3 separate regions of the Homo sapiens genome follow, and all the other regions are linked to region 3. The links are chromatin contacts, found by Hi-C or POLR2A ChIA-PET in ENCODE. All regions are on one chromosome and are shown on one strand. Each heading gives the region's core, a stretch centred on a gene start or an enhancer-like site at or near the end of the contact. The rest is flanking DNA. Distances are from core to core; before and after follow the strand shown. Region 1 holds the start of ARIH1 (ariadne RBR E3 ubiquitin protein ligase 1). Region 2 overlaps THSD4 (thrombospondin type 1 domain containing 4). Region 3 overlaps SENP8 (SUMO peptidase family member, NEDD8 specific).

The links. Hi-C counts contacts between places; a loop is a spot of excess contacts on that map. ChIA-PET counts read pairs that join two places held with the same protein, here RNA polymerase II (POLR2A). Pooled maps may share reads with other maps.
Region 1: a pooled map shows a loop between it and region 3 (4-fold over the local background). The contact joins the promoter of ARIH1 here to the enhancer-like site in region 3. A Hi-C loop is called at or near these places in 2 of 50 pooled maps. POLR2A ChIA-PET finds 5 or more read pairs at or near these places in 2 of 52 experiments (A673 and GM12878).
Region 2: a loop to region 3 is called in a pooled map, with 10 times the contacts of the local background. The contact joins two enhancer-like sites. A Hi-C loop is called at or near these places in 2 of 37 single-sample maps with no recorded cell type and 3 of 50 pooled maps. POLR2A ChIA-PET finds 5 or more read pairs at or near these places in 1 of 52 experiments (Panc1).

The regions. Positions count from the first base shown.
Region 1 is chr15:72,472,891-72,475,590 of GRCh38, forward strand. It overlaps ARIH1 (ariadne RBR E3 ubiquitin protein ligase 1), which reads left to right and starts at 1,440. Exons shown (of 14, transcript NM_005744.5): 1 at 1,440-2,124. The coding sequence starts at 1,750. TMEM202-AS1 (TMEM202 antisense RNA 1) reads right to left here and starts at 1,349. Exons shown (of 4, transcript NR_135678.1): 1 at 985-1,349. RefSeq lists enhancers at 804-903, 2,354-2,563 and silencers at 1,144-1,483, 1,335-1,531, 1,574-1,803.
Region 2 is chr15:71,676,189-71,678,888 of GRCh38, forward strand. All of the region lies in intron 8 of THSD4 (thrombospondin type 1 domain containing 4), which reads left to right. Among named protein-coding and RNA genes, the nearest start is that of THSD4-AS2, 14 kb to the right of the region's middle. Within about 2 kb of position 1,328, at least 2 of the 41 ENCODE cell types and tissues checked have a DNase peak (open chromatin) inside an H3K27ac peak, as active enhancers do.
Region 3 is chr15:72,140,153-72,142,852 of GRCh38, forward strand. SENP8 (SUMO peptidase family member, NEDD8 specific) reads left to right here. Exons shown (of 2, transcript NM_145204.4): 2 at 1-2,700. The coding sequence ends at 110. Among named protein-coding and RNA genes, the nearest start is that of SENP8, 23 kb to the left of the region's middle. RefSeq lists an enhancer at 1,621-1,710. Within about 2 kb of position 1,384, at least 2 of the 41 ENCODE cell types and tissues checked have a DNase peak (open chromatin) inside an H3K27ac peak, as active enhancers do.

The sequences.
Region 1 (2,700 bases), core at 190-2,689, 330 kb after region 3:
ATTATCGGTATTTTAAAACTTACAAAATGGACAAATTGGAAGAGGCTTTTTAACATTATAATGGAATTTTTCACTTTTCAAAATCAATTTCCAAAGGGAACCTATAGGTTGAACAGTAAGATTTATCAACAAATCAGGGGTTTTGATTTTAAAAGGTTTTCAATCTGGCCAATTCTTCAGATTATCTCAAGAGGGAGCCTTCTTATGCCTCTTCTTCCTTCATAACACTTCTCTGGCTCGCATGTCCTGTTTGCAAAGATTTAAGCCCACTCTTAGGCATAAAATGCTCTTAACTGACATGACCCCTGACTAACTTGCCTAATATTTTGCCATGTACCCTCCATGCACTTTAAGCTCCCCAAACTATTACTTACTTGACACCTTCTGCGCTTTTGCTTGTTCTCTGCGGCTAGACCATCTTCCCTACCTTCTCTGTTGAACTCCTAGCCATTCATCAACACTCAGCTCACATAGCACACTTTCAGATGAGATTCAAGCATTATCTCTCTGGCTACATTTGGCCCTTGTAGATATTTCTATTATTGCCTGTATTTTGTTGAAGCATTCATGTCTTTTATGTACTACATAGTACATAATATATCTACATTACAAAGCATTTTTATGATTCATGTTTTGGGGCATCCAGCGGTTAAAATAGGGCAAGGGTTATGTGGTCTTGGCCAGGTCCCTTTTCCTTTCTGAGCTTCAGGTTCCTCAGGTATAAAATGGGTACTATGGCTCCGTGAAGATGAGACAGAATATATGTAAAGCCCTTACACAGTGCTCAATTCATGAAAATCATCGCTGTTTACATTGTTTAGGGCCCTCAAGAGGCGCTCTTGTCAGCGGGGTGGAGGAAATGCCTCTTTAAAATGACGTCATTATAGGAGACTTAAAAACCACTGCACGTCTGTACAAGTGGACAGAATCACACAGCTACCTAAAGTGGGTTCACCTGTCATACAGTTTAGAGGTTCCACTTACAACAGGTTTCCATCAGTAGCCAAAGCAACAGAAATTTTAGCTTAACGGCTGAGGGCTTCCGGGATTACCGCAGGGCGGGCGGGAAGCGCCTTTCCGCTCCGGAGGGAAGGCCGCGTCCCCAAGGGACTGCCTAAGTGGGCTGGATCCCTATGGCCTGCGGCAGACACCACCACGTAGGCGGTCCAGGGGTCCCTCTCTCGGTGACTGGTGACCAGGAGGCCGCAATCTCTTCACATAAAAGGTCTACGGGTTTCCGCTCGGCCCTCACAGCGGCAGCGGATCGAACCAGGAAAGCAATTCCCGCTCGGCTCCCCTCGGGTCCCAGGCCCAGGAAGGCCGGGCCGTGGGGTCTCCCCGGGCTCCACGCAGGGGCGGTGGGGCGGGGCGCAGTGACGCAAAGAGGAGTGACGCGACGACGCAGCGCGACGCGGTGACGCACGCCCCTTTGTTGGCTCAGTAGCGATAGCAGCGGCCGTGGAGGTGGCGTTGGGGACTGTTTTCTCTCGGAGGCCGGAGCGGAGCCGCGTCTGACTGAGGCGGGCAGCAAGCGGCCCCCTCGCTCCCTCCCTCCCTCCTCCGCGCCCTCCCCGCCGCCACCAGCCGTCAAACGCCAACCGCCGCTCCTGGGGAGGAGCCGCGGCTCGCGGGGCCGGAGCCAGGCCTGCGTCCGGACATCAGCCGGAGCCGGAGCGAGAGCCGGGGCCTCGGCGTCCCCGCCCTCTCCCCGCCTCGGCCAGCGTCCGCCGGGCCCCCGCGCGTCGCGCCATGGACTCGGACGAGGGCTACAACTACGAGTTCGACGAGGACGAGGAGTGCAGTGAGGAGGACAGCGGCGCCGAGGAGGAGGAGGACGAAGACGACGACGAGCCGGACGATGATACCCTGGATCTGGGCGAGGTGGAGCTGGTGGAGCCCGGGCTGGGCGTCGGCGGGGAGCGGGACGGACTGCTGTGCGGGGAGACGGGCGGTGGCGGCGGCAGCGCTCTGGGGCCCGGCGGTGGCGGCGGCGGCGGCGGCGGCGGTGGTGGTGGCGGGCCGGGGCATGAGCAGGAGGAGGATTACCGCTACGAGGTGCTCACGGCCGAGCAGATTCTACAACACATGGTGGAATGTATCCGGGAGGTCAACGAGGTCATCCAGGTGAGGGTGGCCGCCGCGCCAGCTGGACCGGGCCCGACGGGGGAGCGGATTCAGGCGGCACGCGCGGTCCCGAGGGACAGGCCTGGGCCTGGTGCGCAGCCTAGCCCGGTGCCTCCCGGCCTTGTCTTCTCCGCTGCCTCTGCTGGGGATAGAGGGTGTCGAAAGCAGAGGTTCGCCGATTAGCCGGGTGTGGGGAGGTGCGCTGGGGGCGGTGCTTCCCAAGTCCTGCTATGGCGGAGGCCTTCGGTCGCCTAAGCCTTCTCTTGCGGGCAATTTCTGCCAGTCCCTGGGCCGGGTGTCCTTTCTCTGGCCGGGCGATCGCCTACTGGGGCGGGGCGGAGGAGGTGGGGTGGAGAAGAGGAGTCAGGAAGAATTGGGCCCTGACGGGACTTACCCCGGCCGTAGCCTCATTTGAGCACTTTTGGAAGGGATTAGAGTAGGCCTAAGAGCAGCTTGGTGTACAGTTGCCCCAAGTGGGCACCAGTTAATAAAGAAATGGATCTTGGCAGTCTCAAGTGCCTACTTAAAGGTGGGGGAAGGGAAGTATTTCTCGGAAGAGGTGCTGATGGGCCTTCT
Region 2 (2,700 bases), core at 78-2,577, 460 kb before region 3:
AAAATATATATAAACATAACATTTATCATTTTAATGATGTTAAGTGTATAATTCAGTGGCATTAAGTACATTCACTGCTATCACCACGATCCATTTTCAGAATTTTTTTTTGAGACGGAGTCTCGCTGTGTCGCCCAGGTTGGAGTGCGGTGGCACGATCTCAGCTCACTGCAACCTCTGCCTCCCGGGTTCAAGCGATTCTCCTGCCTCAGCCTCTTAAGTAGATGGGACTACAGGCATGCACCACCATGCCTGGCTAATTTTTGTATTTTTAGTAGAGACAGGGTTTTACCATGTTGGCCAGGATGGTCTCAATCTCTTGACCTCGTGATCTGCCCACCTCGGCCTCCCAAAGTGCTGGGATTACAGGTGTGAGCTACTGCGCCCAGCCTCAGAATATTTTCTTATCCCAAAAGCTGTACTCAGTAAACAATAGCCCCCTTCTTTCCCCGTCCTCCAAGCCCCTGGTAACTTCAACTCTCTGCCTCATGCACTGACCTATTCTAGGAACCTCATACAAGTAGAATCACACAGTATCTGTCCTTTTGTGTCTGGCTTATTTCACTTAGCATAATGTTTTCAAGATTCATCCCTGTGGTAATATGCACCAGAATTTCATTTCTTTTTTATGTATATGCCACATTTTGTTTATCCATTCATCTGTTGATGGGCACCTGGGCTGTTTCTCTCTTTTGGTTATTGTGAATAATGCGCTATGAACATTGGCATACAACTACCTGTTTGAGTCACTACTTCCAATTCTTTTGGGTATATACCTAGGAGTGGAATTGATGAGTCATATGGTAACTCTATATTTAACTTTTTGAGAAACTGCCAAACTGCTGTCTACAGCAACTGCCCCATTTTATCTTCCAACCAGAGTTTCAATGTCTCCACATTCTCGCCAACACTTCAAGTGTGTTTTTGAAAGAGTATTTAAGCATGTGATATAATAGGCACCAATGGTCAGCTCTGAGGCATCAGGACAAGATGCTGCGCTGGGCTTTGTTACCTGCTGCAGGTCATGGCAGCCCCTGGAGACGATTAAGTCACAAACAACTCAAAGTGATATCCTGACTCTTGGCTGAATGTTCCTCGTCAATGCTGGTAGATGAGGAAAGTGATCATTGAGTATTTGTTTTTTATTTGGACTCAGTTCTTGCCTTTTCTTCACCAAAAGCTTTTATGACTCTTGTCCAGAACCAAATATTCACAAAACAAAGATTCCATGCCAAAGAGACTGTGCCCTCTTGCTGTGATTTGGAAAGATGCTGTTGTTTGTTTTAGCACTCCTGGACTTACTTTTGGATTACATACTTTCCACATGGTGTCTGACAGCGCACCTCCCTTTGATTTAGGACAGCTCTGATGTCCTTGCATCTGTTTACAGGGACTTTCTTTTCACTTTCAGAGTCCTTTGCCTTGAAAAGCTTTCAGATATGCTGGAACGAAAGGAAATCAACTCTGCCCCACCCCCTTCTGCTGATTGTTTCACATTTTCTGCTTTGTATTGATAGTTAGCACCTAGCTACCCTGGAAATGTGAGACTGAGTTTTCCTGTTTGTACATGGATTTGTCTTTCATTTTCTGGGGAAATAGTTAAGCTGTGGTTTGTTTTTGCTTTTAATTGTATCGTCTGTCTCAGAAATATGCAAAATGCCCACACCTGTTTTCCTACACTTAATGTGATACTTTCCTCAAATGCAGGAAACAGTTGCTGAGCTGGCTGAGTCTTGAATTTTTATGGAAGTGATTTGACACCGCTATCCTTGCATGAGGAATAACATTGTCTCCTAGCCCACTCTAGGCAGCAGCGCCTAAGGACAGCATCTTCAGCAGGGCTGTTAATCGCTCCCAGGTCTCCTATCTGGATTAGGATAATAGCTGAGAATCCATTATCTGCAAGTCCAATGTGGTTAACACTGTCCCTAGATCCGCCTATTCCCTAACCCACTTGGAAGTGCATTTAAATCTTCCCTGTTTGAATCAAAGTCTTGCTTTTTTGTGATATGTTAGATCACTGAGCTACCACATTAGGGAACTAATACAAGCTAAGCCCCAAGAAGAGATATCTAAGGTTTAAACAACGTTTAATAAATATAGTTGACTTAATGAAAGAGAAGTGACTCCTGAGAAAAACAGTAATCTTGAAGATTTCTTAACCAACAGCTGGGGATGACCCACCCTTTGCTTCTCCATGGTTACTGCTCTCACTGGGAGCCTCTCTTCCTTCCTCGTGAGCATCAGAGCTTCAGAAATGTGAAACCTGCCTTCTAAGATTGCCCTCTTCTCTCTTCAGGCCTTACTTTCCCATGGAAGAAGTTGAGCACCCTTTCCCCTTTTTTATTAAGCAGAACTCTAGGCACATTGTGCTCTTCTTCTAAACCTTGAAGTCTTGCAGATAAGTCACTGAAGGGGTGGTCTTTGAAGATAAGCCTCCTTTCTCCCTCTCATCATGAACCGCCTTTATTAGCTTTGCTCTGGCTGTTTTAGCATCAACAGCTTTAAGAATAACTTTTGGCATCTCCTGACTCTACCCTACTCTGTCCCCAAGCCAGACACTATTCTCTGAATTAGAAACCATATAAATGTCAGCATGGGAAAGACTCACTCCTTCTGTCTGAATTCTGAATCAATATTCATGTTCTTCCTTGGAAAATGTACTTTCACATAGCCCCACCCTTTAACTTTCTTTGTGGC
Region 3 (2,700 bases), core at 134-2,633:
ACTTCTTTAGGCAACAGACAGAATCACTGCTGCAGCTACTCACCCCTGCATACATCACAAAGAAGAGGGGAGAATGGAAAGATCTCATTACCACACTTGCTAAAAAGTAGCTATTGAAGTATATTTGCGACTTTTGAAGGCTCCTCTTTCTGCCCTTCCCCATTTGTTGGATGGCTGCAATCTCAGTGCCTGAGGGAAGATGCCTAGTAGAGGAAAGCTTAATACTCTTTTTCCTGAAAGAATATCATCCTCTGCATTATCCCCATGGAACGTTTCACTTTAACCCTGACTGGGGAGCAATATGTTCTGTGAAAATATCTTGAAATTGTACACCAAAACCTTACAACCAACTTATTTGAACATTTATTACACACAGGGTTTACGTAAGACTTTTCTTATTGGTATATAATTAATTTCCTTTGGTCTCCCTTATCCACATTGGCTTATTCTGGAGGAAAAGCAGTGATCTGTAAAACAAATCAAGAATATATTAAATCTAGAGGAATGCAGAGAAGAAAACTATAAAACAGAACCAAAAACTTGTTGCACAGCCTACATAATTAAGAGATCAACTGGCTGGAAGCAGATCAAGGCCTAACTTCATTCAAGACCTAAATATTATGAGACTCAGTTATTCGGTTTTATGTGACATCTCTTCCATTCACCATGCACAGGCTTTTCCAGCTATCTATATAATGTTTGCAAATATTTGATAAAGATGATGTTACCCTATCTTCCTCCATCTGATTCCTGGAATGCTTGAAGAAAGGGGAAATCTTGAGTAACCTCATTAAAATTAATGTCTGGTGGACCTCTCAGTTTGCTCACTGATTGGGTAGACTTGCTACTCTGGATTAATAACTGCTTTTCTCTGCCTTGTCTATTAGCCATGCACACACTTCCTCCTTATATCCAAAGTTCTTTGGTTCTAAAATTCATAGTTGATACCTTCCCAAGGTTACCTGTTGTTTCAGATAAACATTTGTTCTTCCTGATAGTTATAGGTTTTCCTCTCTGTCCTTAATTCTGGCAGAATTGTTTTTAGTTATGTCATGGTAATTTCAGGATGATTTTTGTATCTGAAACTTAACAGACTTAGAGTTGGTTTGTTTTTTAAATATAAAGGAAGAAAAGTGACCTTTCTCAGCCCTTTTACTTAATTAAAAATGCAGGGAATGTAATTTGTAAAATGTGGAACCAAGAGTAGAACGAAATACTATCCCTCCAGAAGCACTGATGTGTTTCAGTTGTTTCAAATAGTAAACAACCAGATGACATGTTAGGTACACAAATTAATTCTATTCCTAATGAGAATTAGATTGCAAGGCCTATGAGACTTGAAAACCAAAGATGAGCTTCAGCCATGAAACTTATTTCAGCTACCTCCCCAGCCTAACCCTGCCCCCAGCCCTCATGGCCCAAAATAACCTCACCACTCAGTGACCACAGAGAAAGTAACTTGGTTCCTTTTAGCCGAGAAGGGAAAACACAGTAAGGGTAAATAAGTACAGGTTACATAGCAGGCCTGAGTGAGCAGGAGCTGAAACTAAAAGTCAAAGAGAAAGCTATCAAAAAAAGTTTCCATTTCAAGTCGGTACATTTTGGATAAAAACCAGTCCTAATGGAAGATGGGGCTAGGAAAAAGATTAGGAACTGGCAGTCATCCATAGAGGTGAAATACAGAGGGAGGGACAGCAAGAGAAGTGACAAAGGTCACTGATGATAGGCCACAAGTGTAGATAAAGATAAGAAAACAATGTTATTTCAGTGACTGTTGACTTAGGCAGCTAATCTAGACTATTAAAGTCAAATCCTCTCTGGGAAAAGTTATCTTTCTGACAATGCAAAGTATGTTTATTTAAATATCAGAGTATCTTCAATCTGAGAATTAAAGCATATGAAAGCAATCTTTCCTAACTCCCTACGATTCATCTTATAAGTAAATTTATAAGTAAATTTTTAAACTACACTAGTCTTTTAAATATATATAGAAAAATATATATACACACGTATAGACATGTATATGTAATCTATCTACATATATATAAAAAATGCATTTTCCAAATGCATTAGCCTGATTGGACTGTGCCACAGATTAGTGTCCTCCTATGAAATTTTGAGTATGTCATTTGTAAATGTTAGCATTATAAATTGCAGGAGAATTTAAGAATTGACTTGTATTTCACTGGATACTATAGTACCCGGTAAGTTACACACCTGCTTGACCACATACCATTCATGTTACATGACACAAAATAGGAAAAAATCTTTTGCTGGTATTGCGTTCCCTTCTCTCTTAGAGTCAAAAGGATCTATTCTGCAAAATTAATCAAAATATTCAAAAGGAAGGCAGGTTTTTCAAAACTGGGCTAAGCAATTATCAAACTGAACTAACCTGCTTTCAGATATCCTGTTGTATTGCCCGGTAAGTATAGTCACACTTGTCCAACCCGTGTCTCAATATGGAATTCAGAAAAGTTACCATATATAAACCCAGCTATAAATGGTTGTAGAAAATATAAGTATCAGTGGGTTTCCTATGTAATAGTGTTTAAAACACAAATATTTCAACCATTTGGCAAGGTATATGTTGAAGTTCACAAGCGCTGGTCCTAACCAGATCAGATAAAGTGGATTATGTTTCTGATATGTACCTAATTATTTTGACTATACTATAATTTTACAATATGCATATTGACC